Linked DNA regions of Homo sapiens: region 1 is linked to region 2. Evidence: chromatin loops called from intact Hi-C (ENCODE). Cell type or tissue: heart right ventricle. All regions are shown on one strand. Each heading gives the region's core, and the rest is flanking DNA. Links, peaks and the distances in the headings are about the cores only.

What was found. Hi-C counts contacts between places; a loop is a spot of excess contacts. Peaks named below come from ENCODE experiments on the same cell type or tissue, not always from the same donor. Only the 100,000 strongest peaks of a DNase experiment are listed, where the experiment ranks them.
Region 1: a loop joins it to region 2, with 2.9 times the contacts of the local background. A loop is called at or near these places in 85 of 110 quality-filtered maps.

Annotation. Positions count from the first base shown.
Region 1 is chr12:108,810,299-108,825,325 of GRCh38, forward strand. SSH1 (slingshot protein phosphatase 1) reads right to left here. Exons shown (of 15, transcript NM_018984.4): 3 at 12,960-13,063; 4 at 7,951-8,015; 5 at 6,740-6,861; 6 at 962-1,030. It overlaps LOC101929204 (a long non-coding RNA gene), which reads left to right. Exons shown (of 4, transcript XR_945329.3): 2 at 1,000-1,218; 3 at 1,514-2,162; 4 at 4,068-6,047. Among named protein-coding and RNA genes, the nearest start is that of MIR619, 19 kb to the right of the region's middle. RefSeq lists enhancers at 3,893-4,496, 11,689-11,738. In heart right ventricle, for the core only: CTCF peaks have their summits at 6,585 and 6,786; a DNase peak (open chromatin) is centred at 6,560; H3K27ac peaks cover 6,043 bases.
Region 2 is chr12:108,566,637-108,581,663 of GRCh38, forward strand. ISCU (iron-sulfur cluster assembly enzyme) reads left to right here. Exons shown (of 5, transcript NM_213595.4): 4 at 554-632; 5 at 2,195-2,732. The coding sequence ends at 2,280. Among named protein-coding and RNA genes, the nearest start is that of ISCU, 12 kb to the left of the region's middle. RefSeq lists an enhancer at 2,300-2,449. In heart right ventricle, for the core only: a CTCF peak has its summit at 4,307; a DNase peak (open chromatin) is centred at 955; H3K27ac peaks cover 1,976 bases.

The DNA.
Region 1 (15,027 bases), core at 2,411-10,410, 250 kb after region 2:
ATCACCTGAGGTCAAGAGTTTGAGACCAGCCTGGCCAACATGGTGAAACCCCGTCTTTACTAAAAATACAAAAATTAGCCAGGCATGGTGGCAGGTGCCTGTAATCCCAGCTATTCGGGAGGCTGAGGCAGGAGAATCACTTGAACCCAGGAAGTGGAGGTTGCAGTGAGCCGAGATCGTACCACTGCACTCCACCCAGGGTGACAGAGTGAGACTCCGTTGAAAAAAAGAGAAAAAAAAATTAATACAAAGATATTAAAATTAAAAAGGAAAAATATCCCCATAACCCCATCACTTAAACAACAAATCAAATTTTTATTTTTCTCTTCCCATCCTACAAGGCAACATAACTCTGACCTGCTTAGAATCCCCGTGTCAGGCCACTTTCCTATTCTGTTTCTTCCCACTCCTCACCGTGCCCACACACCTTCCTTGGGAGTGAACGCGTGCGGACGCTAGACGGCCCCTCATCCCCCGACTGCCTGCCCGGGTGGAACTGGTTCATTCCTCCTTTGTGGCCCCCAGGGTGGCGCTTGAAACCTTGTTGTGCCTGTCAGTTGTATGTCTCTCCTTGTACCCCCAAAGCTGGTGAGTTCCTGCTGCACCACATTAGTCCGTGAACTTTCAGGACAAGCCCCATGGAGGGCATGCGGTGAGAGTTCACTTAACCCATCGAGGTGGCGGATGGGTATCGGTTTACCGCTGTCTTGAACTTCACACAGCAGCATATCTCCTGTAATCACTCCCACTGATACTTCATGAGCTAAACTCCCCAATCAGACGTCCAAAACATACCCTCCCTCGTGCCCTCTCACTCGAGGGCAATATGATTTCTCCCGCTGTGACACTCCCGCCACACGTGTCATTCAGTGCTAATGATCATCCAAGGATGCCTGAACCAGCTCGTGTTTTCAATGCCTACTACATACAGTGAGAGAATCTTTTAAAGAGACCTCCTTACCCATCTCCATCAAGGTGGATTTTCGTGTCGCTCCACAGTCGGAGAACCATCCCAATGGTGCAGCTTTTACTGCGATGGGGGAGAGAAGACATGTGGAGTCAGCGTCTACCCACCTACGTGTACAGCCTTTCCAGCTCACCACCTGGTCCAGGACGGGCTGTTGGACGTACGTGTGGGAGTAGGCTGTCTGCATAGGAACCGTTCACTGATGAATTCTAGAAGACACAGGTCTGGGATGGCCCTGTGGACACAACTCCGTAAGTGCTCAGCTGAGGCTTTTGGGTGCAGTGTGGGCTGACCGCACGCCCACTCTACAGCAGGGAGGCAGCTGCCCAGGGCTGGTGCTCTGCTGGCGGAGGCCACATGTGTACTTGGGGGTACATAGGCAAGCACCGGCAGCCAAGCCCGGCCTGGCCTGTCCTGGGTGGCGGCAGGGGGAGCGTGCTCACACCGTTCCCGGAGCTCACTTTCAGACCTGTGCACCTGCGCCTTTAGTGTGGCTGCGGTTTTACAATCTCGCTTAATCTGGTTTTGTTTTGCCCATCCTACCAGTGAAATGAGACCGAATGACTGCAGAGACTGGCGCCACTGAAAAACAGAGGGAAAGAAAGGGCTTATCGGAGAGTCCTCAGATTATGATGAAAATTCTTCAGGCATTTAAAAGTCGACTTGTGAGAAGCCGCTGTAACCGTGCCAAGAGCCAGCTCTGTGGACCTCAGGAATCTCATGCTTCCATCTCTGCTGCTGCCAACACCACGGTCATGTTTTATGTGTGCCCGTGTGAATGGGGCCTCTGGGGATCACAGACCCAGCTCCCCTCCCAGGTAGCGCCCTGCCCCATGCAGGACTCTTCTCAACCCCATGCTTCTATATCTGTGGGGAAGGTTGTTCCAAGCCCTTCCGGCCAATGACACTCAGGCTTTTGGGTTGGGCAAATTCTCAGGTCCCTCCGTGCCATCCTACCCACTCTGGAGGGACTAACTAGTATTTCTCTTATAGCACTGAAAAATAAAATTTATTTTGGGCCTCACAGAGCTCTAGGGACCACGTGGCTGTGTCAGCCCCAGGAGGAGGCAAGGAAAGGGTCCCTATGGAGCCCAAATCCGACAGGCAGAAGCCAGGTCAGATGGTGCCCTGAGAACGTGCAGTCTAGAAGACCCAACCTGAGCCCTGACAACCCTCACCAGGAACTCATAAGGAGGTGGGTACAGCACAGAGAGCTGCAGAGAGCACAGGACGGGGGCAGGGCCAAGGCCAGGCCTAGGCCAGGGGCGGGGCCTTCCAGGGCAGGCGGAGGTCAAGGGGGCAGGGATGAGACTGCCCATGGGAAATAAGGGGCACATAAAACCATGTGGAACCTAAGCCCCTAGGCCGGCCTCCCTTGGACAGAGATGCGCAAGAGGCTCAGCCCACAGGGGACTTCTGCTCACGGCCTTCAACTAGAGCCAGGAGCATGGAACAGGGACCATACAGGACTGCAACAACTGCACGCATCTCCTATCATCCCCTAGCTGTTACTTTTGTGAGTTTCCAGCAGTCCTACAATGATTAACAATAAGATTTCTACAAGGAAGGAAGACCCATGGGAAGCATATTTTTCTTTTCTTTTTTTTTTTTTTTTGAGCCAGAGTCTTGCTCCGTTGCCCAGGCTGGAATACAGTGGTGTAATCACAGCTCACTGCAGCCTCGACCTCCAGGGCCTAATCAATCCTCCCACCTCAGCCTCCTGAGTAGCTAGGACCACAGGCACATGCCACTATGCCCAGCTTTTTAAAAAAAACTTTTTTGTACAGATAAGGCCCCACTATATTGCCCAGGCTGGTCTTAAACTCCTGGGCTCAAGCAGTCCTCTTGTCTCCACCTGGGGAGCATACATGGGAAGCAGGAAAGGGATACATAGTAAGGGAAGCTGAATCTTTTTAGAGGAAGAGTGACCCCAAAGGATAAAGTGGGTGGGAGCAATTGCAGAAGAAGAAAGCAGGCTCCAAGTTCCTAGGGCCTGTATGGCGGGAACAGAGAAGCCAGATGGGTCTGGAGGTCCAGGCAGGAGACCAGCCTGTTCCAAGACCCCATCGTGGAGTCCTTCACCAATGGCAAAACACTGATGTGTGGATGGTGGTGTACACTCATGGCATTCAAAATGTTCCCAATCCGAATCGAAAACATAATCCTGCTCGGGTGTGGTGGCTCATACCTGTAATCCCAGCACTTTGGGAGGTGGAGACAAGAGGACTGCTTGAGCCCAGGAGTTTGAGACCAGCCTGGGCAATAGTGATTTTTTTAAAAATTATATATAAAAAAAAATTAGCTGGGAATGGTGGCATGTGCCTGTGGCCTCGGCTACTCAGGGGGCTGAGGTAGGAGAAATGATTGATTCTGGGAGGTTGAGGCTGCAATGAGCCTTGATTTCACCACTCCAGCCTGGGTGACAGAGCGAGATCCTGTCTCCAAATTAAAAAAAAAAAAAAAAAAGGAAGGAAAGGGAAGGGGAGGGGAGGGGAGGGGAGGGGAAGGGAAGGGAAGGGGAAGGGAAGGTGAAAGGGAAGGGAAGCGAAGGGGAAGGGGATAGGGAAAACAGGAAAAGAAAGAAGAGAAGAGAATAGAATCCACGATTGAACCCTAAGGTGGCATGGCTGCTCTGGTCTTCCCAGGATGCGTATGCAGATATAAGACTCTGAGTGAGGCCGGGTACAGTGGCTCACGCCTGTAATCCCAGCACTATGGGAGGCCGAGGAGGGTGGATCACTTGAGGTCAGTAGTTCGAGACCAGCCTGGCTAACATGGTGAAACCCTGTCTCTACTAAAAATACAAAAACTTTCCAGGCATGGTGGTGCATGCCTGTAATCCCAGCTACTCAGGAGACTGAGGCAGGAGAATCGCTTGAACGCGGGAGGCAGAGGTTGCAGTGAGCCAAGATCGTGCCACTACACTCCAGCCTGGGTGATAGAGTGAGACCCCATCTTAAAAACAAAAACAAAAACTTTGAGAGTGCGCAAGCCTGCTGCAGGAGCCGCCATTCCAATGCTGCCTTCTGGAGAAGCGTTGGACTCTTATGAAGATGCCCTTTGGGGGTAATGCTTGTCTCTTCCTTTTTTTTTTTGGCAGGGGGAATAAAAAAATAAAATCCCAAGGAAGGAATTTAGAAAAAACAAGTACATTGCTCCCTCAGCAGGCCAAAGGCTTCTGGCGGGGACCTGGACTTTTTTTCAAGCCAGGAAGGAAGACAACAGCCTGGTGCCCGGGCAATGTGGGAGCTGCAGGAGAAGGCCCAGTTCCCAGCCCCCGGGATTCCCTGGGCACAGAAGGCAGCTGTGTCAGGCCCAGCGACAGGAAAGACTGCTTAGTTCCGGTTCCCATCAGGCCCCTGCTCATCTTGGGTGGCCTCTCAACCGCCCTCTCCAACCTCAGAGACCTGCCCTGGCCTTGGGGTCGGTGCCCACAGGTGGGCCGTGGCTCCTGCTCAGAGGGTGCAGAGACTCGAACTTGAGGGAAGAGCATGCAGGAGAGGCGAGGGAACCACAGGGAGAGGGACCTGGGAGAACTGAAGTCGGGGTGCCGAGGGGAGGCAAAGGGAGGAGAGGGTGGGAAGGAAGAGCGCCATGGGGGCGGTGCGGACGAGCGCACGGGCCAGTCTCCTCCAGCCAGGCAGCAGCGGAGTGGGATGCGCATGTGGGCATCTAAGGCATGCCCGTGACTGCTGGCCTGTGAGCTCTGTGAGACTGTAGGTGTGTCTGCCGTGCTCCCTGATGTGGCCCCAGCACCTGGCGGGGCGCCCGGCACAGGGAAAGAGCTAGCAAGTCCATACATGATAAACCTAGGAGTGAATGAATGAGCAAGGTGGTGTACAGGAAGAGAGCTGCAGCCTGCTGGGAAAGAATGAGTGGCATCTACTCATTCAGCAGGTCGACAGGAAAAGCCCTGCCTCCAAGTCCCAGCCCGGCCACTAACCGGGATGACCCTGGGGTAATCACTGCAGCCTCGTGAGCTTCTGACTGTCATGTGTAAAATCTGAGGTAGCACTACCCACCCCAGGGGGATGAAGGGGTTAAATGAGATGTTCACAGAGGCATTTTGTAGGTGTGCTGTACTCTACAGTCAGGAGGACTGGGCTTCCACACTGCTCCCACGGTTAGGATCAAGACATTGGGCACAGGCCATGGGAGGCCGATTTCCGTTCGGGATCAGAAAGCATTATTGGAACAGGCCACACTTGCGAGGGAAGTCCCTGCCTCAGAAAGATTCAGAAAAGCTAGACAGTCACTGGAAGAACAATTACAACCGCAAGACGGTCAAACACTAAACACCGCTATGCCTCAGAACCGTACAGATAATGGCCAAATAGATGGGGCTCTGGGCATTTCTGAGAGCACCTGCCTGGTGGCACCCCATCCTAATGGACCATGCCCTCCAGTCTCCAAGTGGCTCTTCAGAGCTCACATCCGAACACCTCCTATGCTACAGGTTCTTCTAGCCCCAGGTTCCCAACCACCCCAAGGCCACAGAGGCCAGCCCCAACTCCATCTTCTACATGTGTCACAGGAAACTTTCTCATAGTGCTATTTATTATGTACTGCGGGGGTGGGGGCCATGTCATAAAAGAAATGTCCTCCCTTTTTTATTCATCTCCTTCTAACAAGCATCAAAGTCTCAGTCGCTAGCATGTGACTTACAGAAGCTCTCATGGGAACAAGACAAGACCATACTGTTACCGTGACACTCACGGCCTCCCTGACTGGTTTCTGCTGTTGATTCTGCCTCAAATGCTCCTCAAATGCACCTTGCTGCTCCGCCTCCACCCTAGAGCTCGCCTGACTGCCCACTTGCCCGTTAAGAGTCGGCTTAGGCTTCACTCCTGCCAGAAAGGTCCTGCCAGGTGCTCTCAACAGTCACCCCCTCCTGTGGTCTCACAAAACCCCAGCACCTCTCGGTCACTCTCTCCCTCCTATCTGGTTGTGACTGTCTTCCATGCTCACTTAGAAGCTCTCTGAGGCCAAGAACTGTGTGTACTGTTGCTTCTTTGTTTACCTGGGCCTAGCCCATTGCCTCATACACAGGAGAATGCAAATAAATCATATGCTTAATGAATGAGTCGATGAATGAATGATGAATAAAGGGAATCTAATCTAGTTTTAACAAATCCAGGTTTTGCAATGATCTCACAGGCATTCATTTATCTTGTGATGTCAGGGGAGTGACTCCACCCTCATTTCACACGCATCTTGGGGTCAATGCTCTAACTTACTTGGCCTCCAGTTAGTGGGAAATTACAAGCTACACTTCAAGCCTCTGACTAGGACCTGCCATGAAGTACTTGGGAATCAGTGGAGTATCACTGTGGGGTGAGGTGTCTGAGGCGAGGCCCACCAATCTCCATACTTCTCCCCGGGCCCCTCTGCCTGAGAGGGTCTCCCTGCTTCCCTTGGCAGACTCTGGTTTGGCCTTCTGGGTTCGGCGTTGTTGTCACCTCCTTCAGGAAGCATTTCTGGCTAAGGTGCCCCACTCTATAGCAGCTGGTGTAAAACCTCTCTAAGCAAACAGCATAACTTTCTGTCCTCTCAATTGACTGAGTTCTGAGAGCACAGCCTGGAGCTGGCACGGTGCCTGGCACAGAGAGCTGAAATGGCACACCCTAGTGTTCCCAGTGGCTCGACTCCCCAGGCTCTCCATCAGGACGCAGCCCTCTCCCACCTCTGATGGATATGGGACCATGGAATGCTTTGTCCAGCAGCAACTCTTGCCTCCCTCACAGAAGGGAACACCTAGCCCATCAGACTCACCTTTCCTTACTGGAAAAGTCCACTCCCAGCAAGATATTCTCCTCGGTGTCCTGGCGCCCGCTGCTGTACACCACCACCATGTACCGGACCCGGTCCGCCCAGGCGCTCTCCAGGCGCACTGCCTGGAACAGGGCAGACATGCTCTCACTAACCTGCCTTTGGAGGTGGTGCCTCCCTCCCATCTCCAATGCAAGATCAACACTTTCAGTGTTCTACCTTTCCCTCTGGGAGTTAAAAATGAAGAGAAAATTCTTGGCTGGGCATGGTGGTTCAGGCCTGTAATCCCAGCACTTTGGGAGGCCAAGGTAGGCAGATCACTTGAGGTCAGGAGTTCGAGACCAGCCTGGCCAACATGGCAAAACCCCATCTCTTACTAAAAATACAAAAATTAGCTGGGCATGGTGGCGTGCGCCTGTAATCCCAGCTACTCAGGGGACTGAGGCACGAGAATCTCTTGAACCCGGGAAGCGGAGGTTGCAGTGAGCTGAGATCATGCCACCACATGCCAGCCAGAGCGACAGAGTGAGATTCTGTCTCAAACAACAACAACACAACAAAACACAAAGCGGAAGTTCTTGACAGCAGGAACCAGGCCTCGTTTCTCTCTGTAGCACCAGGGACGCCGCCTGGCTCAGAGGAATCACCCAAAATGCAAGAAATCAGTGAACACATGAAATCCAAAGAAAGTTCGTATTTAGCTTATTTAACTGCCGTGGAGACCTGTTTCATCCCTCCTCCCGCCCCTCTGGGGAACTGAGGAGTCAACCTGGCTTTGGCTTTAGTGCACAATTTGAGAATTTGTTGTAACCTAAAAGCTTTTCCCCTTATCATTCACGAATGGTTCCCCACCAGGTTTCACAATTAAAAATTAAAACTTGCTGGCTGGGCACGGTGGCTTACACCTATAACTCCAGGACTTTGGGAGGCAGAGGCAGGAGAATCATTTGAGGCCAGGAGTTCAAGACCAGCCTGGGCAAAATAGCAAGACCCCATATCCACAAAATTTTTTTAAAAATAAGGCAGGGTGGTACACACTTGTAGTCCCAGCTATCCAGGAGGCTGAGGTGGGAAGATTGCTTGAACCCAGGAGTTTGAGGCTGTAGTGAGCTAAGATCATGCCACTGCACTCCAGCCTGGGCAACAGAGCAAGACCCTCATCTCACAAAAATTAAAAAAAAATTTTTTAACTTGACATTCTCACTGCTTCTTACCAGCTTGATTCTGTCTTCGCAACGCAGAAGGTTGATCATCACCTGAAGATGTTGAGGCAGATCACCTGTTGGACCAATAAAGAAAGCTTTAAAAGGTCTCTTACCTACTCTCTAGGAAAAAAAACCTCTGAAAGGCTGACTTTGAGGGCTTGGAAAAAGATTGAGAAGTTAAAATTTGTCTACCTACACCACAGGAGAATCACCACAAAAACTTCAAGTCTGAATTTCTCTTACACCACTCTGAATACTGTGCGACGTGGATGGGTGACATGGAGCTTACTGTCATGTTGTTAAAAGTTGCTCTTATTTCCTGAAATACATACAGTATAGGTTTCCAAATACAAAATGTGAAAAATACAGGCAAGCCTAGAGAAAAATGTTATTTCATTCAAGCCAATGTTACTCGGCAGGTTGGGGTGCCTAGAAACGACAGCTGTGGCTGGAAGTAAGGCATTTGCTAAGAGTTAATCATTAGAGAAAAAGGACAGAGCATCACGTTTCCTCTTCAAACAACTTCTTCTTCTATACAGAGTCTCGCACTGTCACCCAGGCTGGAGTGCAGTGGTACGATCTCAGCTCACTGCAACCTCCGCCTCCTGGATTCAACAGATTCTTCTGCTTCAGCCTCCTAAGTAGCTGGGATTACAGGTGCCCATCACCAGACCCGGCTAATTTTTGTATTTATAGTAGAGATGGAGTTTCACCATGTTGGCCAGGCTGGTCTCGAACTCCTGACCTCAAGTGATCTGCACGCCTCAGCCTCCCAAAGTGCTGGGATTACAGGCATAAGCTACCCCACCCAGGCCCCACTTCAAACTTCTGCATTTTCCACTGGAGGCAGACATTATTTCCATAACCGGGGGGGCGGGGGGAAATGTTTAAGTGACTCTACAGATAGCAGCTGTATGCTGGTTGCCCAGAGAAATAATTTGAATAGAAACCAATCTGTCATTTTCTCTTTTCTTGCTAAAAATTATGTACTCTTTTTTCTTCACTATGTAAAACAGGCAGTAACCAGGGACGGCTTCTGAACTTCTCTGAGCTGCCCCAGGGTTCAGGAGGTGTTCCTGGAGTGCAGTGAGGAAAGTCTCTTACTGGCCATGAGTCTCGCGCGAAGCAGAGACCCTGTCAGAAGAAGCGCACACTTTCACGGAGGGGAAAGTTGTAAGGGAGGTGCATAATTAGTAAGTAGCAGGTGTGACTCCAAGGTTGCTTTTTTTCTCTAGCTTACACATTTTTCTTTATATCTGCAAGGATTTCTTTCTGAAGAAAGGGTCATCTGTAGAGATGCTAATATCAGCCTGGTGTGGTGGCTCACACCTGTAATCCCAGTGCTTTGGGAGGCCGAGGCAGGAGACTCACTTGAGGCCAGGCATTCAAGACCAGTCTGGGCAACATGGCAAGACCCCATCTCTACAGAAAAGTAAAAAATTAGCTGGGCTTTCTGGTTCACATCTGTAGTCCCAGCTACTTGGGAGGCCAAGGCAGGAGGATCGCTGGAGCCCAGGAGTTTGAGATCACCCTGGGCAACACGATAAGACCCTGTCTCTACAAAGGAAAAAAAATTACTCTATACATCACAATTACAACCCCAAAAGGATCAATAATGCTTACACACTCAAATGCTCCAAAAGGAAACATTGTGTTTGTTCCTTTTGCAAAAGCATCTTTTTCATTTTAAGGGAGAAGGACAGATGATGTCCAAATTGCACTTCCTGTCTCAGAGAGGAATTGGGTCATTAGAAATTTGTGCCTCTAGCCAGGAGGGTAGATCTCATGTTAAGCGTTCTTTCTTTTTCTTTTTTTTTCAATAGAGACAGGGTTTTGCCATGTTGCCCAGGCTGGTCTCGAACTCCTGGACTCAAATGATCCTCTCACCTCAGCCTCCCAAAGTGCTGGGATTATAGGCATGAGCCACCAAACCCAGGCCAATTAAGCATTCTTTCCACAATAAGTAAAATTTAAAAAAGAAAAGAACCATGCCCCTCTTATCTGTCCTCTCCAGTTATACAATTCCACAGTGTATAACACCCTGTGTTGACCCTGCTTCCTATGATGAGCGATTTGGAGATAAGGGTTCACATTAAAGAAAGCCATAGACCTCCCCAGCCCCTTCCTCCACCCGTCATGTCACCAATGCAACACAACGACAACGACCATGAGCTGGTTCTTCACCTGCCTGGGCCCTCCCACCATCTACCCGAGTCACAGAACTGCATTGGGGAAAGCAAAAACAAACCCCTGTCTGATAAATGCCTAAATGAAAGGGACATTTTCCACACAGATAAACTTCTTTCAGTGGGATTGTTTGCTGAGATATGGAACTGCTGACAGACAGAAATCCAAACCCCAGTCTGACATCCACACACAAAAAAATCAGAGAATATAAGCCCTAGAAAGGGTCTCAAATTGACTGGACTGGCTGAAACAAACTGAACTACTTTTCCAAGGACAGAATTAACCCTCAATTGTACTCAGCTCTGCACAGTGGTTACTGGGGGGCCTCTGGTACATTCAGGAGACTTGATGGTAATTCTAGGGAAAAAAAGGAACTAACGTAAGTCTAGTCTGCGTCTGTCCCAAGGTCATTTACAGACCAACTGTGGACAGCTGGCGGCCCCTCTGCCTTCCGACCTCATCGTCCACTCCAGACCTCAGGGCACAAGAGTCAGCCAGCTGGTGGCTTGCATCCTACCCTTCTAGTCTTTGGATTAGAGGAAGGAGGTATCTGACACTTAGTGAGCAGAGCTTGAGCATTTGCTTTGTCATATGTGTTACAATTAAAACATGAACAACAGCTACATTTCTAAGAGGGCAGAATAATTAGCAAATTCAAGAACGAAGAATCTGGCTGAGTATGGCACCTCAAACCTATAATCCCAATGCTTTGAGAGGCTGAGGTGGGGAGATGGCTTGAGGCCAGGAGTTGGAGACCAGCCTGAGCAACATAGTGAGTGAGACCTCATCTACACACACACACACACACACACACACAACTAGCTGGGTGTGGTGACACGCATCTATGGTCCCAGCTACTCAGGAAGCTAAGGCTGGACAATCACTTGAGCCCAGGAGGTCGAGGCTGCAGTGAGCTATGATCAGGCCACTGCACGCCAGCCTGGGCAAGAGAATGAGATCCGTCTCTAAAAAAACTTTTCATATAATTAAAAAAAAAAAAAGAATGAAGGGTCTGTTTATAGCTGTATTGTACTAGAAGTCATCGTAATAACAATGATAGTTACCCATATATATATACAGCACCTACTACAGGTAGGTATGTTACACGCATAACTCTAAATTTCCATATTGTCTGAGGCACCAGTATTTGATGCCCATTGTAAAGACTAGGAAACTGAGGCTTAGAAGTCGACCTGTTACGGCTTAGTAAGTTGGAGAACTAGGATCAGAAGACAGGTCTGCCTGGCTTCAAAACAAATACTATTTCCACAAACCACACTGCCTCCTTGTACAGGACAGTTATTTTCTTTGCTTAAAACAGACCTAAATATCATCAACATCAGTATGTGAAAATACTGACTGAGCCTTGGTGTTTGCTATAAATTGCATGGTGTAGAATTCTAACCTGAGCACTCAGATCTAAAATGAAGCTGAATGACTTGAGGTTAAACAAACAAAATGTTCACAAGAAAACTGGCCACAATAGCTGGTTGGTTTCACCTGCTGCTGTTCTGAAAGGTAAAGGCCTTCTCAGCTCACAGACATTCAATTATGCACTGCCTCTCCAAGAAATGCCCTGAGATGCTGTCCACCTACGACAAAGATCCACTTACATGCAAGCACTTTTTCCTCTTTCTTTCTTTTTGAGATAGGGTCCTTTTCTTTTGTCACCCAGGCTGGAGTGCAGTGGCGCAATCGTGGCTCACTGAGCAACACAGTGAGCAACATAGTGAGACCTCATTTACATACACACCCACAAAAAACTAGCTGGCTGTGGTGACACATCAGCCTCGACCTCCTGGGCTCAAGCAATCCTCCCACCTCAGCCCCCAACCTTGCTGGGATTACAGGCATGCGCCACCACGCCCAGCTAATTTTTGTATTTTTTGCAGAGATAGGGTTTCACTGTGTTGTTCGGGTTAGTCTGGAACTCCTGGGTTCAAGCGAGATCTGCCCACCTTGGCCTCCCAAATCCTGGAATTACAGGCAAGAGCCACCGTGCCTGGCCATAAGTGTGTTTTGTTGTTATTGTTTTTAAGAAACAGAGTCTCTCTCTGTCACCCAGGCTGGAGTGCAGTGGCGTGATCCTAGCTTGCTGCAGCCTCAAACTCCTGGGCTCAAGCGATCCTCCCAACTCAGCCTCCCAAAGCACTGGGATTACAGGTGTGAGATACCATGCAGGGCCACGCAAGCATTTCTTGAATTCCTCTTTCTAACTGCCTTCAGCTCTGAGTCAAGTCTCCTAAGAAAACCAGTCTTACTACTTAGTAGGCACTTCTTATTTAAACTCAGTTTGATCCTCACCCTATTACTTCTGTCTACTTCCTAAAAACAAACTATTACAGAATCAAGACTTCCTACTACAGTGTCTATCTCAGAGTTGGAGCCAAAGGCCCTTCAAGAAATTCTCCAAATGAGTGTTTTTCAAATGCTTGGAGAAATCCATCCCAAGATTAGGTATACAGCACTCCAGATGGTTATTTTCAAGTGGACGACATCTGGCTATAATTCATTTTGGTGCATTTGTTAAAAAGTCAGGCTGTAACTTACAGCCTGCAATTAACTGATAAACTACAGAGAGGAAATCTTTGCATCCCAGCAGGATGCTGCTGACCTTACTCCTGACGCAGACAGACATGACATAAAAGGTTGGAAAATGTGCGTGGTCTGCTCAAGAGAGAGCATCTGAGCCTCTGCCTGCACTGGTCACTGCAAACCTGCGTCCACTATGTCTAAGGCCTTCAAACTCAGCAACATCACCAACAATGGAAGTTTCCTCTGCTGTCCAGAAAAGAAGCTCCAATGTAAGAGTATCAACTTAGAGCCCTCACCTGCATGCTTGTGGGGGTGCTGAAGACTCCGCTGGCCTTGAGGGCTGCTTCCCTGTTGTAAGAAGAGGGCTGCGCCTTTCACCATGAAAAAGCTCTCACTTAAGCTGGGAAGGATAAGACCAGAGCACAGTTAGACCGGAATTCAGACAGGAAAATGGACAAAGAATTACTGCAGGGGAAAAAGCTTTAGCGTGGACAAATGGCATGTAAAATGCAAATAGGATGAAACTGCTTTTATAATAATTCCACGTAGTACTTTTCTCAAACCTTGCTTTTGCTAAAAGCTTGCTGCTGGAGAATTTTCGTGACAAAATAATGCTTCTGTGACAACACCCAAAGTTCTACATAGGCTCTCCAGGGCCCCTTTCTGCAGAATACTGGACAGGGATCTCACTGTCATATAACATTTTCTTCTTTCTTTTTTTTTTGAGACGCAGTTTCACTCTGTCATCCAGGCTGGAGTACAGTGGTGTGATCTCAACTCACTGCAACCTCTGCCTCCTGGGTTCAAGCGATTCTCATGTCTCAGCCTCCCCAGAAGCTGAGATTACAGGCATGTGCCACCATGGCCAGCTAATTATTGTATTATTAGTAGAGACATGGTTTTACCATGTTGGCCAGGCTGGTCTCAAACTCCTGACCTCCAGCAATCTGCCTGCTTAGGCCTCCTGGAGTGCTGTGATTACAGGCGTGACCACGCCCAGCCATAACATTTTCTAAGAAAAGAGAACAACTCCCTGATTAGGAGAGGGCAGTCTACTTTGTGAATTCTCATGCTCTTGCTGTTGATCTCTGCTTCTAACTCTCTGGCTTTTAACAACTCCATTGTTTCTTGGTGACTTCCCTTGATGGAATACAAGATGAAATTACACTTTCACTAGTTGTTTGCATTTTAAGAAAAGTGGGGAGGGGCCGGGTGGCTCAAGCCTGTAATCCCAGCATTTTGGGAGGCCAAGGCAGTGGATCACTTGAGGTCAGGAGTTCGAGACCAGTCTGGCCAACATGGTGAAACCCTGTCTCTACTAAAAATGCAAAAATTAGCCAGGCGTGGTGGCACATGCCTGTAATCCCAGCTACTCAGAAGGCTGAGGCACAAGAATCGCTTACTTGAGCCCCAGGGACGGAGGTTGGAGTGAGCCAAGATCGCACCACGCACCACTGCACTCCAGCCTGGGCGACAGAGCAAGACTGTGTCTCAAAAAAAAAAAAAGAAAGAAAGAAAGAAAGAAAAAAGTGGGTGGATACTGACTTGTGATTTAACTTAGTCAAGGTTGTCCTGTCCACTATTCTTGAGGAAAACCTCAAGTTGGCCCAATGAATTTCTCAGCAGAATGAATCTTTGGCCTTTGTTATTTTAGCTAGCAATAACATTTATAACTACCTATAACTTTAAAAATTACAATTAAAAAATGTTTATTTGGGAGGCTGGGGTGGAAGGATCATTTGAGCCCAGGAGTTCGAGACCAGCCTGGGCAACGTTGTGAGACCCCGTCGTACATCAAAAGTTTTTATTTTTAATTTCACTTTCATGACTTGGCTATCAAGTCTGGCTTTTGCAAAAATTAAGACATAAGAAAAGAATGCTTCAGCTATGAATTACTATCAATTGTTCAAAAATACCATCAACTCTCAAAATTATGCATAAAATACACCAAAATTATTAACAACGGCTTTGCGGGAGGTGGGGGAGGAGGAGGAATAGATTATCTTCTAGTATTTTCCAAATGTTCTATATTAAACATATATTAACCTTTAAAACATCTACTTTTGTTTGATTCTCAAAATAATATAAAACACTACTATATAATTTAAAAAGAACATTCTAATCTTAATAATTTCATAAAAGGAGGTCACAGTTCAAATTGTAGGCAACTATAAAAATTTCGCTCTTGAACAACCAATGAACATATACATGATTTGAAGGAAAAATCCCTAAGAAAAAGCAGTCTTCTAATTAAAGAGAACCTTGAAATTAAGTAAATCAATTCCTGACAGAAAGACGAAGATGTTTTCTGTAATACAAGAAAGCAAGATCACCTTTGCCCCAGACATCTAATGTTAGTAGTTA
Region 2 (15,027 bases), core at 686-8,685:
GGCATCCTCTTTAGTTGATCTGGAGGAGATGCTCCTATAGGCAAAGGGGACACCAAAGAGAGCATTCGGCCTGACTCGGCTGTGCCACTGCCACTGTGCTACTTACCTGAAATCTTCCCAACCTCTCTGATGCCATTCGGCACTTCTAGTCAAAAGGATTTAGGCTAACATTTGGTATGAGGACATCGGAGAAGCTGATATTCACAAAACCAGCATAGGAAATCACTACCTTTTAAGGAAGAGATTCCTGTTACAGGCCACAAGCAGATCCCTAAGAGACTTCTCACAGGTTCCACTCCTGACTTAGAGAAGTGTCTGGGCTGTCTTTGCTTACCCAAGCCAGGCAGTGCAGCTGTGTATACTTCATGCTTGAGAATCCCAGCTGCAGCTTTGATAAAGTGGGAGTCCTGAGAAGACCCTTAGCCGTTTGAGTTATTAAACAGAAATCATCCCCACCAACCCTGAGAGCCTCTTTGGCCTCCCTTTTTTATTGGCTGGCCCTCACAAGATAAAGTGTTGCTAAAACTGCCCATCTTTCCATTATGCCTCTCAGGTGGAGGAAGCCTTGACTATCAAAAACACAGATATCGCCAAGGAGCTCTGCCTTCCTCCCGTGAAACTGCACTGCTCCAGTAAGTCTCTGCTCTCCATACCAGTCAGCTGGGACATTTGGCAGTAATTTCAACTTGGTTTGCAACAGTCCTTTTAGATCATGGAGCCCACGTTTGTAACCCTCAGAATTAGAGCTCATGAGTCTGTCCTTATAACCTGCAGAGGGTTAGAGCCCCCATGGTCTCACATTCATCCCTAAGAGAATCATGCCAGAAGGAGGTATGCACCAGCCATCATACTGAGCACTTCATGGGCGTAATTTCTAAACCTCACAAATATCCTTGAGTGCACAGTAGATGTCATTACTTCCCTCTTATGGATGAGGAAGCTAAGGCTTGGGTTGAGACGCCCACATCACATGGCTAATAAGTGGAAGAGCCAGAATTTAAGCTCCAATCTTTGATTTCAGAATCTGTGCTGTTTCCAGCAGAGGAGAAAACTCAGCTTTCGCCATAATCCTGTTTCCTGTGTATTTCTTCACTTCCTGTCTGGATGGTATTCCTGTCGGGGTCTGCATCTGTATATATGGAACAACTAAGCCCAGTTGTACAATGTCCCCCTCCCTGCTATCCTAAAAAAAAGCCCAGATGCCTTAAGACTTGTACTTGGCTTTCCAGTTTGGTCTCTGTATTAAATCTAATGCTTTTTCCATCATTTCTTAACCTTCTCAGGGAAAGAAGGAATGAGAAACATTAGCCTTAATGCATCGATGGAGGTTTACTAACCAAATTAGTTAAAAATCAGCAGAGAGTCAGGCCTCTTGCCAAGGTAATACTCACAGCAGAAGAGCCAGGTGCCGGGGCAGACACACTAACTCATTCTTCAGGAAGCCTGGTCAGACCTAAGTTCTTTCCACTTGATCTGGAATTTTAAGTACCCATAAAGAAAGGTCATCACTTGTAAACATTTTCACATGGTTTCAGGAAATCCCCAGCCCTTTTATTAGGCCTTTTTAGGTACTGAAACCTTTAGCTGATGTTCTCTGTTATTTGCTTGCTTTCTGCTGTCATTCCAGCTCTCTCAGTTTTTATTTTCCCCATAGCCTCACTTTGAATATTGACTCCTAAATAAAAGTGGTCAAACTCTCGATCACTAGAGGGTGATGTGGCAAATGCCATCCCATCAACAGATTGACATGATCTTTTTTCCAAAGGGCATGTCAACTTTTTTATCATGACAAGATTTTGTCCAAAGCTAGACTTTGATGGGAGCAGGCAAGAAGTAACATTTCCTGTGTCCCTACTATGTGTCAGACATCTTCTGTAAGTCCCCACACTATCCTGGCAAGAAAAGCATGATTATCCCAGTTCTATAGAAGAGAAAGTAGGGTCAAAGAGGCTAAGGAACTAGCCTGGGATCACAGATTTTTAACCCTAGTCTGTCTCCAGGATCACCCGCAGGAGTAACTCAGCTCAGGAAGCAGCTGCTGACGTGCCCAGCAACTCCTCACCCCAGCTTTCTGGCTTGGTTACTCCATTAGTCCCCACCAGCACCACTTCCTCCCAGCTCTTAAAGATTCTATTCCCAAGTCCATTTCTTTCACATCTAGAAACTTAGGCTTCTTTCCTTCCGTTACTTCCAGTGCTGGCTGAAGATGCAATCAAGGCCGCCCTGGCTGATTACAAATTGAAACAAGAACCCAAAAAAGGAGAGGCAGAGAAGAAATGAGCCCTCCCTCGGCGAAGCCTCCAGCAGGCCACACCAGCTGTTTCCCACCTGCTGTGCAGTCACCTTAGATGTTCAGAAGCCGCTTCCTCTCCACTGAAGAGCTATGAGATACGCACAATACTTGCTGTTCACGTTATGACTCTCATGCAAGCAAAATACACAGTTTCATTGTTCTGAATCCTGTGGTTTCTTTCAGCCCACTTTTATCGCCTTAACCTAGTTAATGTATATTTTGAATTGTGTGTATGACCTCAGAACTGAAATTGATAATGAAGTTGCAAGTTTTGATAGCCCGTGAAGTGCATAAGTATCTAATTTTACCTGAATTGATTTGGGGGGAAATTACCAGTAGAATGCCTTGGTCTGAATATTTGATAGAACCAATTGTTGTACATAAAACAGATTGCGCATATATATATATGTATAAAAAATAATAAAATAATGGAAGATGATGGTGTTCTCTAGTAAGCCTTGTCTCTTGGGCCCATCATTCACCCTGAAGTGGTGCCCAAAGCCCCTTGGGGTTCCCAGAGGTTGGACCGCAGTGACATACACAGCTCTCCAAGCAAACAAAGACAAATATACGTAATATTTTTTGGAACAAGGATGAAAGGAGATGATTATCGCTTGTCATTGTTCTTTGTGTGATAGTAGTTGAAAGCTCAAAGTAAGTCTTGAAGATTCTTTCTGTAATTTCACTGGTTGCTCAAATCTAAAAAGCATTAGCTTGGCACCCTAAAGCGGTAGACCAGATACATGAAGAGCACCTCGGGAATGAGTTTAAAATGCGGATTTCTAGGCCCAAGTTTCTGACTTCTGTCTGGGCAGGTAATTCCAGAGCCCCTGACTTTTAAGAACCTCTTGGGTTTTTTGTGGTCGTAGATGAGCCAAACTTTAGGGAAGAAACTTCTGAATGCTGTGTTCTGCATAGATGTAGTATCTTAAGTGGTTCATTCTGAACTATCTGTACCTGCATAGTACACCTAAGGTTGTTTAAAAAACATTCATCCAGCCGGGCGCAGTGGCTCACACCTGTAATCCCAGCACTTTGGGAGGCCAAGGCGGGTGGATCACGAGGTCAAGAGTTCAAGACCAGCCTGGCCAAGGTAGTGAAACCCCATCTCTACTAAAATTACAAAAATTAGCCAGGCATGGCGGCACGCACCTGTAATCCCAGCTGCTCGGGAGGCTGAGGCAGGAGAATCACTTGACCTGGGAAGTGGAGGTAGCAGTGAGCCAAGATCACACCAGTGCACTCCAGCCTGGGAGACAGAGCAAGACTCCGTCTCAAAGCCAAACAAACAAACATTCATCCCTGGCTTGGGCATAAGTCTAAGCACGGGCCCTCCTACCCTGATGTCTCCCTATTTTTAGCTACCCATAGTCATGCAAATCTCAATAAAGGATGCCCTATCTTCTAGTGAAAATGGGTTATTGAAATATTGACTGCCATAGTCTCAAATGTTCAGCTTCAAAAGTAAGATGTGTTTGTTTTTTCTGGTGGTGGTTTTTTTGTTCAGGTATAGGCTGGCTGCCTCTTAAATATACCTCCCTTGTTTTTTTTGTTGTTTTTTGTTTTTTTGTTTTAATGCTCTGGGTTCTGGTGGAGGGCACAGAACTTCAAAGACTGTTCCTTCTGTAGTCTGTGAAGGCAGCCACAGACCAGGGCCTTTATAGGAATCTCAAATTAGAACCCTGGGTAGAACCATGTAAAATTGTCCTGTGTGGCATGTTCTGCAATTTAATTCACAGTCCCTCTAGACTGAGCTTGTCTCTCCCTTCTTTATTACATGTGGCACCACCACAATTCCCCACCACTTTTCTTTGTGATTTTTTTAATTTAAATGAGACATTTCTGTCCCAGTGAACATCCTCAGAGTTGAACATCAGGAGGAGCTTATAAACAAAGCAATATTCCCAGAAGAGCCCAAGTCTCTAAACGTGGTTGTACTGCTAAAACAAATGGATATTTTTTAAATTCACATTAAAGACACTCTTTCCCCAAACAAATCTAGTTTGAGCCACATGAGGGCATCATGTGCCCTTCAGTGAACTCAAGTCTAGGGGTTTTTGCAGCCTCCAAATAGGTCTTAGCATCTCTAAATAAACCTGTCCATGGAAAACCTCCACAGATAAGTTAAAATGGTCTGTCAAGCACCTGTGCTCTGTTCCAGGCCCTTACATCTGTAATCCTGTTAATTCTCATGACAGCTGCCTGCAGTGGGCATTGATTCAAACAAGGACACTGGCTCAAGAAGCCAACTGACCCTCAGGCCAACTGGCTTGATCTGAGTGACCCAAAGCCCATTCTTCTGCCTCACCCCTCCTGGCAGAACACACCAGGGATTCAAACTGCACATCAGAGGCTCACCTGTGCCTTGAACATTCAATGAAGAAGCTGAACCAACACAGGTTGAGCCTGATGCATTCTCTTGGCCAACTGGCTGCCAAGCACCATGGCCCTCACGCCAACCCTGGCTCCCACCAGGAGCCTAATTAAATCCTGATGCCAAGTTAAATCCAATGCTCTGGAGGTGGGGCCTGGGCACTGGCATCACCTGATGGGCTGGGTGGGTTTATGGGCAGATGGATGGATGGGGAAGCAGAGGCTCCGAGAGGTGAAATGACTTGCCTCAAGGCACACAGCTAGGAAGTGGTAGAATTGAGCTCTGGCTGAGGTCTTCTGCCCACCTCCCACCCTCTCCTGAGTGCCACACTACAGCTATGACCACATCTCGGATGTAACCTTTCCTAAGTGTGATTCCTGGACCAGGGCCACCCGGGACCACATCCAAATGCACAGTTCTAGAACCTCACATTAAGCATTGTCTTGTAAAAACTACTTGGCCCTAGGATGAATTTTCTTAAAAAGACAAACAAATGAGGCACACTTCTCGATACTTCAGGCCCTTTGAACTTGAGGCAAGAGTGCAGACCTTGTGTCTATCTTCACGACAGAAGAGAAGACTTCTAGGTCCCACCAAGTTTTGGTGGTGTTAGAGGGCCCCTACAGATGAGTTCCAGCCCCAACCAAAGATGGACGTGGAGCACATCCCCTGCCAATGGCTCTTGGAGGCCTGTCTGCTTGCTTTCCCCACCCCCCGAGATGACATCAGCCAGCCCCTCAAAAGGCCACCTCCCCAGAGAAGATCATCTCCACCCAGGGAGCAAGCAGCAGGGCAGAGTGGAGTGAGCTTGGAGTGTTGAATCAAATGCTGGCTACCGCTGTGTGACCCTGAGCGAAAGGCTCAACCTCCCCAAGCCTCAGTTTATTCATCTGCAAAATGGGAAAGATAATAGTACCTACCTGATCAGGTAGACCTGACGATTAAATGAGATAATACATGGAAAGCACATGGCACACAGAGTTCACTGTTGGCCAGGTACAGTGGCCCATGCCTATAACCCCAGCACTTTAGGAGGCCAAGGCAGGAGGATTGCTTGAGCCCAGCAGTTAGAGACCAGCCTGTGAGGCAGGAGAGGTAGTCAAGGAAGTGACCATGTCCTCGAGATGCAGCATCCGTGATGACTGTACAGTCAACACAATAAGCCTCAGCATTCACATTGTAATTGAGCAAAGCTCAAGCAAAGCTATCTTCAGTAGGGACTTTCCCCTCTAGAGAGTGTGCGCACTTTGATTTAGCTGTCCTCAAACTGACCCTTTGCTCATTAAAAGAGTAAAAAACACACCCCTAGGTGGAGATTTAAGATGCGAATGAGACATGCAATGTATGAACAAGCACGTACAGCTACTGTGCGTGGGCACCGAAAGGACCACCCAGAACATGCTTACTAGTAACACCTCTCTCAACCCCTTATGAATAATGATGTAAAACCCCCACAAAGGGAGTCTCCCAGCAATAATCAATGCTGTCCTTAAGAGCAGCCTGCCCTAAATCCTGTCTCTCTCAGGGTGTCCTGTCCTTTCTGTACCTAACTTTCAAAATGTTCTTTTTCCTCTGCAATAAATTACTCTATGCTGCACCTCCCCTTTGCTGTGTGTCTCTTGTCTATATTCTTTTAAACTAAGAAGGCAAGAACTGAGATCTTGCAACAATTGTCAATACTTGGGCAAGATGGCAAGACCCCATCTCTACAAAAAATAAAAAAACTAGCTGGCTGTGGTGTCGTGCACCTGTCGTGCACACTACAGTATCATGCACCTGTAGTCTCTGCTACTTGGGATACTGAGGTGGGAGGATCCCTTGAGCCCAGGAGTTCAAGGATGCAGTGAGCTGTGATGGCACCACTGTCCTCTAACCTGGGTGAGAGAGTGAGACCCTGTCTCTTAAAAAAAAAAAAAAAAAAAAGAGGAAGGAGAAGAAGAAAGAAAGAAAAAGGAAAAAAAAATAGTTCATTGCTGTTATGGTGGTTCTCATTATTACAGGTAACACTTCAGCCCTGACTACATACTAGGCACTGTTGCTGGGTGTTTTATATAGATCAGCTCATTTGCCTCACAAAAATCCTAAAGTACTATCAATATCCCATTTTACAGATAGAGAAACTAAAAGGTAAAATGATGTGTCAGCAAATGGTAAGATCAAGATTCTAGCTCAGAGCTGTTTGATCTAGAGCCCAAGCCCCTGCATGCTATGACTGTACTTTCTCTACTGCTATTTTCACTATTACTATTTGCATTGGTATTATTACAGGCACACCTCAGAGATGTTGCAGGTTCGGCTCCAGGTCACTGCAATAAAGTAAATGTTGCAATAAAACGAGTCACACAAATTTTCCCAGTGCATATAAAACTTATGTTTACACTAAACTGGAGTCTGTTAAGTGTGCAATAGCATTATATCTAAAAAAAAAAAACCCAATGTGCATACCTTAATATAAACATAGTTTGTTGCTAAAAAAAAATGCTAACAGTCATTGGAGGCTTCGGTAAGTCATTATCTTTTTGCTGGTGGAGGGTCTTGCCTCAATTTTGACAGCTGCTGACTGATCAGGCTGGGAGTTGCAGAAGGTTGAGGTGGTTGTGGCAATGTCTTTTTTTTTTTTTTTTTTTTTTTTTTTTTTGAGATGGAATCTCGCTCTGTCGCCCAAGCTGGAGTGCAGGGCTGCGATCGATCTTGGCTCACTGCAAACTCTGCCTCCCAGGTTCAAGCAATTCTCCTGCCCGAGTAGCTGGGATTATAGGCATGTGCCACCATGCCTGGCAAATTTTTTTTATTTTTAATAGAGATGGTGTTTCGCCATATTGGCCAGGCTGGTCTTGAACTGCTGAACTCAGGTGATCCGCCCTCCTCGGCCTCCCAAAGTGCTGGGATTACAGGCACGAGCCACTGCACCCAGCCATAATTTCTTAAAATAAGACAACGCTGAAGTTCATCACTTTGATTGCCTTTTCCTTTCACAAAAGATTTCTCTACAGCCTGTGGTGTTAGTTGATAGCATTTTACCCATGGTAGAACTTCTTTCAAAATTGGAACCTATTTTCTCAAACTCTGCCACTGCTTCACCAAATTTATTTCCTTCCTTCCTTCCTTCCTTCCTTTCTTCTCTCTCTCTCTCCCCTTTCTTTTTCTTTCTTTCTTTTTCTTTCTTTCCTTTCCCTTCCTTCCTTCCTTCTCTCTCTCTCTCCTTTCTTTCTTTCTCTTTCTTTCTTTTTCTTTCTTTCCTTTCCCTTCCTTCCTTCCTTTCTTTCCTTCCCTTCCTTATTTTGAGTCAGAGTCTTGCTCTGTTGCCCAGGCTGGAGTGCAGTGGCACAACCTCAGCTCCCTGCAACCTCCGCCTCCTGGGTTCAAGTGGTTCTTGTGCCTCAGCCTCGCAAGTAGCTGGGATTACAGGCGTGCACCACCATGCCCAGCTAATTTTTGTATTTTTAGTAGAAATGGGGTTTCCCCGTGTTGACCAGCTGGTCTCAAAGTCCTGTCCTCAAGTGATCCACCTGCCTCAGCCTCCTAAAGTTCTGGGATTACAGGCATGAGCCACCATGCCAGGCCCACCAATTATACTTATGTAATGTTCTAAATCATTTATTGTTCTTTCGACAATGTTCACAGCATCTTCACTGGGAGTAGATTCCATTTCAAGAACCATTTTCTTTGTTTATCCATAAGAAACAACTCCTCATCTACAGACTCTAGTTCTAATTCTAGTTCTCTTGCTATTTCCACCACACCTGTCGTGTGGATTCTCTCTCTGTCGCCAAGGCTGGAGTGCAGTGGTGCGATCTTGGCTCACTGCAACCTCCGCCTCCCAGGTTCAAGCAATCCTTGTGCCTCAGCCTCCTGAGTAGCTGGGATTACAGGTGTGTGCCACCACACCTGTCTAATTTTTGTATTTTTAGTAGAGATGGGTTTTCACCATGTTGGCCAGGCTGGTCTCAAACTCCTGACCTCAAGTGATCTGCCCGCCTCCACCTCCCAAAGAGTTGGGATTACAGGCATGAGGCACCGGGCCCAGCCAAAATGTGTTGTTTAATTTTAATAGAGATGGGGGTCTCGCTATGTTACCCAAGCTGGTCTCGAACTCCTGGTCTTAAGCTATCCTCCTGCCTTGGCCTCCCAAACTGCCAGGATTACAAGTGTGAGCCACCACACCCAGCTGAAAATTTGTTGTTTAGTGTAGTCGTCTTCGTCAGTGATCATAGCTAGGTCTTCTGGATAACTTGATGTGATTCTCCATCAGCACTTGCTGCTGCCCCTTGCACTTTTATGTTATGGAGATGGCTTCTTTAAACTTCATGAACCAACCTCTGCTAGCTTCCAGCTTTTCTTCTGCAGATTCCTCACCTCCATCAGTCTCCATAGAATTGAAGAGAGTTAGGGCCTTGCTCTAGATTGGGCTTCGGCTTACGGAAATGTTGTGGCTGGTTTGATCTTCTCTCCAGACCATGGTGATGTGCAATCCACAACAGCAATAAGGCTGCTTTGCTTTCTTTTTTTTTTTTTTTTTTAGACAGAGTCTCACTCTGTTGCCCAGGCTAGAGTGTAGTGGCATGATCTTGGCTCACTGCAACCTCTACCTCCCGGGTTCAAGCAATTCTCTGCCTCAGCCTCCCGAGCAGCTGGGATTACAGGCACGTGCCATCGTGCCAAGATAATTTTTGTATTTTTAGTAGAGACAGGGTTTCACCATCTTGGCCAGGCTGGTCTTGAACTCCTGACCTCGTGATCCACCCACCTTGGCCTCCCAAAGTGCTGGGATTACAGGCATGAGCCACCGCGCCCGGCCAGCTGTTTTGCTTTCTTATCGCTTGTGTGTTCACTGGAGTAGTGCTTTCAGTTTCCTTCAAGTCCTTTTCCTTTGCATTCACAACTTGGCTAACAATTAGGTGCAAGAGGCCTTCCTTTCAGCCTGTCTCAGCTTTCAACATGCCTTCTTCACCAAGTGTAATGATTTCTAGCTTTTGATTTAAAGTGAGAGAAGTGCAACTCTTCCTTGAACACTTAGGAAGCCATTGTAGGGTTATTAACTGACTAATTTCAATATTTTTGTATTTCTCTAGGAATAGGGAGGTTACAGGAGAGGGAGAGAGGGTAACAGCTCATTGGTGGAGCAGTCAGAATATACACAACATTTATTGATTAAGGTCACTGTCTTACATGGGCACAGTTCGTGGTGCCCCAAAACGATTACTGATGCATGATGAAAAGGTTTGAAATATTATGAGAATTACCAAAATATGACACAGAGACACAAAGTGAGTATACACTACTGGAAACACAGTGCTGATAGACTTGCTCAAGACAGGTTGCCATAAACCTTTAATGCATAAAAAACACAGTATCATGGAAGCACAATAAAATGAGGTGGGCCGCAGATTACCATGACTAATACTAACTATTGGTCCTATTACTACTATTGTTGCTACTGCTACTATGAACTATTTTTAAAATATGATCACCTCAAGGCTTCCAAGCTCTGGTGTCTTTGGCATAGAACCAACCCTCACAGTCCAGCCTCCAACATTCTGCAAAGCTGTGGCCTGTCTGCATCCATGCAGGAGACACCCTGACGTGATTTCTGTCACACATGGCTTGACAGGCAAGCTCATCCCACAGCGAGTGGCCAACCACGGGCCACAGCTATTCCCCACACCCATTCTCTAATACCACCACCCCGCCCAGCTATCTTTGGAAATGTCACATTAGACACTCCAGCCCATGGCCTCACCTCAAAGAAACCCAACTCCCAGAATAACTCCAAAAGGCTCCCCAGGTGAGAACAACTTTATTATCCTGGAGCTGCTGGTGCAAAGGGACTTCCAGGGGCCTCCCATCCTGCCCCCAGGACCTCAGTCCTATCCGTCAAAGGAAGCCCCAGTGGGGAAATGGGGCTGGATTCCCTTCTGCCCCAAACCTCCTCAATAGGCAGCCCTATGTCACTGGCCCCTTTGTGGGCAAGACCACAGGACATTAGGGAACGACTTTGGGCAAGGTCTTGGGGGCTCAGGTTCTGATCCCAGCTCTGCTGTGATCTCTCCATGTGACCTTACGCAAGTACTTAAGCTCTCTGAGCTTTGGTTTTTCTTTCTGAAAAAACAGGAGACAACTAGCTCCTAAGTCATGGATTATTGCGAGGATTAAATAAATTATCCCATGTAAAGTGAAAAAAGCACAGTTCCAGGCATGTAGTAGGTGTTCAATAAATGTTGGCTATCATCACCATCCTCACCATCACCATCACCACCACCACCATTACCTTCATCATCACCATCCTCACCATCACCATCACCACCATTACCATCATCATCACCATCCTCACCATCACCACCACCACCATTACCATCATCATCACCATCCTCACCATCACCACCACCACCATTACCATCATCATCACCATCACCATCATCATCATCACCATAAAAAATCATCAGCTCTGCTGTAGTTGTTATTGCTACCAATCCCTGCTATGGACTAAGGTATATCCCCTCAAAATTCTTATGTAGAAGCTTTAATCCCCAATGTGACTATATTTGAAGAGAGGATCTGCAAGAGGTAATTAGGGTTACATGAGTTTATAAAAGTGGCATCATAATCTGAAAGAACTGGTGGTCTTATAAGAAAGAACTGGTGGCTCTTCTTATAAGGCTCACACCTGTAATCCCAACACTTTGGGAGGCTGAGGTGGGACGATCGCTTGAGGCCATGAGTTAAGGACTAGCCTGGGCAACATAGCAAGACCCCATCTCTAAAAATGAAAATAGCTGTGTGTGGTGGTACAAGCTGGTAGTCCTAGCTATTCAGGAGGCTGAAGTGGGAGTATTGTTTGAGTCCAGGAGGTCAGGGCTGTAGTGAGCTATGATTATGCCACTGTACTCCAGCCTGGGTGACAGAGACCTTGTCTCAAAATAGCAAAACAAAACAAAAAGGAAGTCTCTCAGTGTGCACTCACATGAAAGGCCATGTGACATGTGAGGACAAAGTGACCATCTATATGCCTGAAAGAGGAGGACCCTTCACCAGAAATCAGACATGCCAGAACCTTGATTTTGGACTCTGTTGTGTAAGCTACTCAGTTTGTAGTATTTTGTTATGGCACCTTGAACACTAATACAATCATCACCATCATCATTATCATCATCATCAGTATCATCATCATCATCGTCATCATCACCATCATCATGAACATCGCCATTGCCATCATCACCACTATCATCACCACCCCCATCATCACAACTCCCATTATCACCAGCCCCATTATCACCAGCCCCATTATCATCACCACCACCATCACCACCACCATCACCATCACCATCACCACCACCACCATCACAACCACCACCACCATCACCACCACCTCCATCACCACCACCACCTCCTTCTCCATCTCCACTGCCACCACCTGTTTCACCTTCACCATCACCACCATAACTTCTACCATCACCACCACCTCCACCATTACCACCTCTACCACCATTATTACCACCACCTCTACCACCACATCCACCACCATCACCATCATCATTGTGTCCACCAACATTACAACCATTTCCACTGTCACCACCTCCACCGCCACCATCACAACCACCTCCTTCTCCACATCCACCATCGCCTCCACCACCACCACTTCCTTCACCATCATCTCACCACCACCTCCACCTTCACTATCACCTCTACCACCACCACCATTAACACCATTACCACAATGATCACCATGACCACCTCTTCCACCATTACCACCTACACCACCACCACTATCACAACCACCATCTCCACCTCCACCTCTTCTCCACCCCTACTACCAAGACCTCTACCATCACCACCACCTTCATCATCACCTCCACCATCACCACCTCCACAACCGCCACCATTACTATCTCCACCTCCACTACCACTGTCTCCCTCCCCTTCATCATCACTACCTCCACCTCCACCACCACAACCAGCACTCTATTGAATTAGATGTTTTAGTGATTACAATAAGGCACATAAAAAAATAAATGAAGCGAAGAACATAGAAAGGAAGTGATAAATCTTCTTTTCTGTGGATGCTTCGATCATCTACCTAGAGTTCATTCTTGAATGAGCACTGGACAGAGTCAGGTGACCTGGACTAGAGACTGGCCTTGGCCATGACCTTTCTGGACAACTTGAGTCTCAGTTTCCCATCCATAGCTTGAGTGGAGGGACTAGAACAACTGTTTGCAAACTATGCTTCACTGAGCCTGAGGCCCCTATGGGGGCAAAGGGAAGTGAGCCTATCCCATCCCTTTCAAGGGTGTAGCTCTACTTTCATTTGACTTACATGTTAGGATTCCTTTATGTGAACAAAGGGTTCTGTGCCTCAAAAAAGTTGAAAATCACTGGATACACAACCAATGCAAGTATAGACTACAGATAGAAACAGGTAATTCACTGGAGAGAAGCCGGAGAAGCCAGAGCTCCATAAGAGACAGGCCCCTGGCTGGGTGCAGTGGCTCACACCTGTAATCCCAGCACTTTGGGAGGCCAAGGCAGGAGGATCACTTGAGCTAAGGAGTTTGAGACCAGTCTGGGTAACATAGCAAGACTCCATCTCTATAAAAAGAAAAAAATATTAGCCAAGCATGATGGCATGCATTTGTGGTCCCAGCTACTCTGAGGGAGGCTGAGATGAGAGGATCACTTGGGCCTAGGAGATTGAGGCTGCAGTAAGCTATGACTGCACCACTGCACTCCAACCTGGGGTGACAGAGCAAGGCCCTATCTCAAACAAACAAACAAAAAGAGTCAAAGCCCTGAGCCTCTCACTGGACAAGATGACTGTTTCTTCAACCCCACTACACTATTGCACACATAGATTATTTCCTTTTTTTTCACTTATTCTTTTTTTTTTCTAAGATGGAGTCTCGCTCTGTTGCCCAGGTTGGAGTGCAGTGGTGTGATCTCAGTTCACTGCAGCCTCCACCTCCCAGGTTCAAGAGATTCTTCTCCCTCAGCCTCCCAAGTAGCCGGGATTACAGGGTCCTGCCACCACACCTGGCTATTTCTTGTATTTTTAGTAGAAATGGGGTTTCACCATGTTGGCCAGGCTGGTCTCGAGCTCCTGACCTCAAGTGATCCTCTCATCTTGGCCTCCCAGAGTGCTGGGATAACAGGAGAGAGCCACTGCACCCAGCCTAGCCCTCTCTTTTCACTTATTCTAAACAACACTAGCATGAACAACCTTGTGTGCCCATCTTAGCATCCAAACACAAGTATTTCTGCAGGCAAGTTCCAGAAAAGAATTTCTGGGTCAAAGGGCAGCACATTTACAACACTAGGTGGATGCAGCCATGTGACTCTCCAAGAAAGACATTTATCTCCATCACAGTCTGCTCCAAACCAGACAGCACAAAGAATCAGATCTGGACAAGGACGAGATGTTCTTATCTTATGAGAGGTCATGGGAAGAATTCAAGAGTGTTTCTAACTGGCTCCTCAATAGCTGGCCCAGTCCTCCAGCCAGAGCTCTGCTGCAGGCCAGAATGTGGGGAAACCGGCCTTTGGCCACCCTGCGTGACTTAGGTTATATAGCAGAAAGAACTTCCAGAGAGTGAGGGGTTGTGAGATCATGGAGAAAGGACCAAAGGAACTAGGTTTCTCCCAGGAGTCTCTTAAAATAGGGGATGGGCAGAGGAGTTGATCTCTCTGGGATGGATTAAAGTGAGGAAAGAGTCCAGTTTCTCCTGAGACCTTGTGCAAGAATTGAGTGAATTTTTTTTTTTTTTTTAAGATAGGGTCAAACTCTGTCGCCAGGCTGAAGTGCAGTGGCACAACCACAGCTCACTGCAGCCTCAACTTCCCAGGCTCAAGTGATTCTCCCACCTCAGCCTCCTGACTAGCTGGGACTACAGGCATGCGCTACCATGCCCGGCTAATTTTTGTATTTTTTGTAGAGACGGGGTCTTGTCATGTTGCCCAGGGTGGGCTCAAACTCCTGGGCTCAAGCGATCTGCCTGCCTCAGCCTCTCAAAGTGCTGGGATTACAGGCGTGAGCCACCATGCCTGGCCCAGTTCTTTTTATTTAGGGAAAAATGCCATCCTGTATCTCCTTTTCCTCCAGCGCTAACCATAATACTGCCCTGGAACACAGGGTTTGGGACTCACCAGCTCCAGCACAAGCCTCATTCTTCCCTTCCTCTGTCCAGCTGTGGTCCAGAAAGGGCAAGCAACCTGCCCCAGGCGGCACAGCCAGGGAGGGGGCAGGGCCGGACCTCCACCCTGGGGCTCCCAACCGAGGCCCAGGACCTGCCCAAGGACCCCGCCCACCCCCCACCTCCATGTCGGATTCTGGAGAGCCCCAGGGCTGCGGGCCTGACTCCAGATTCCG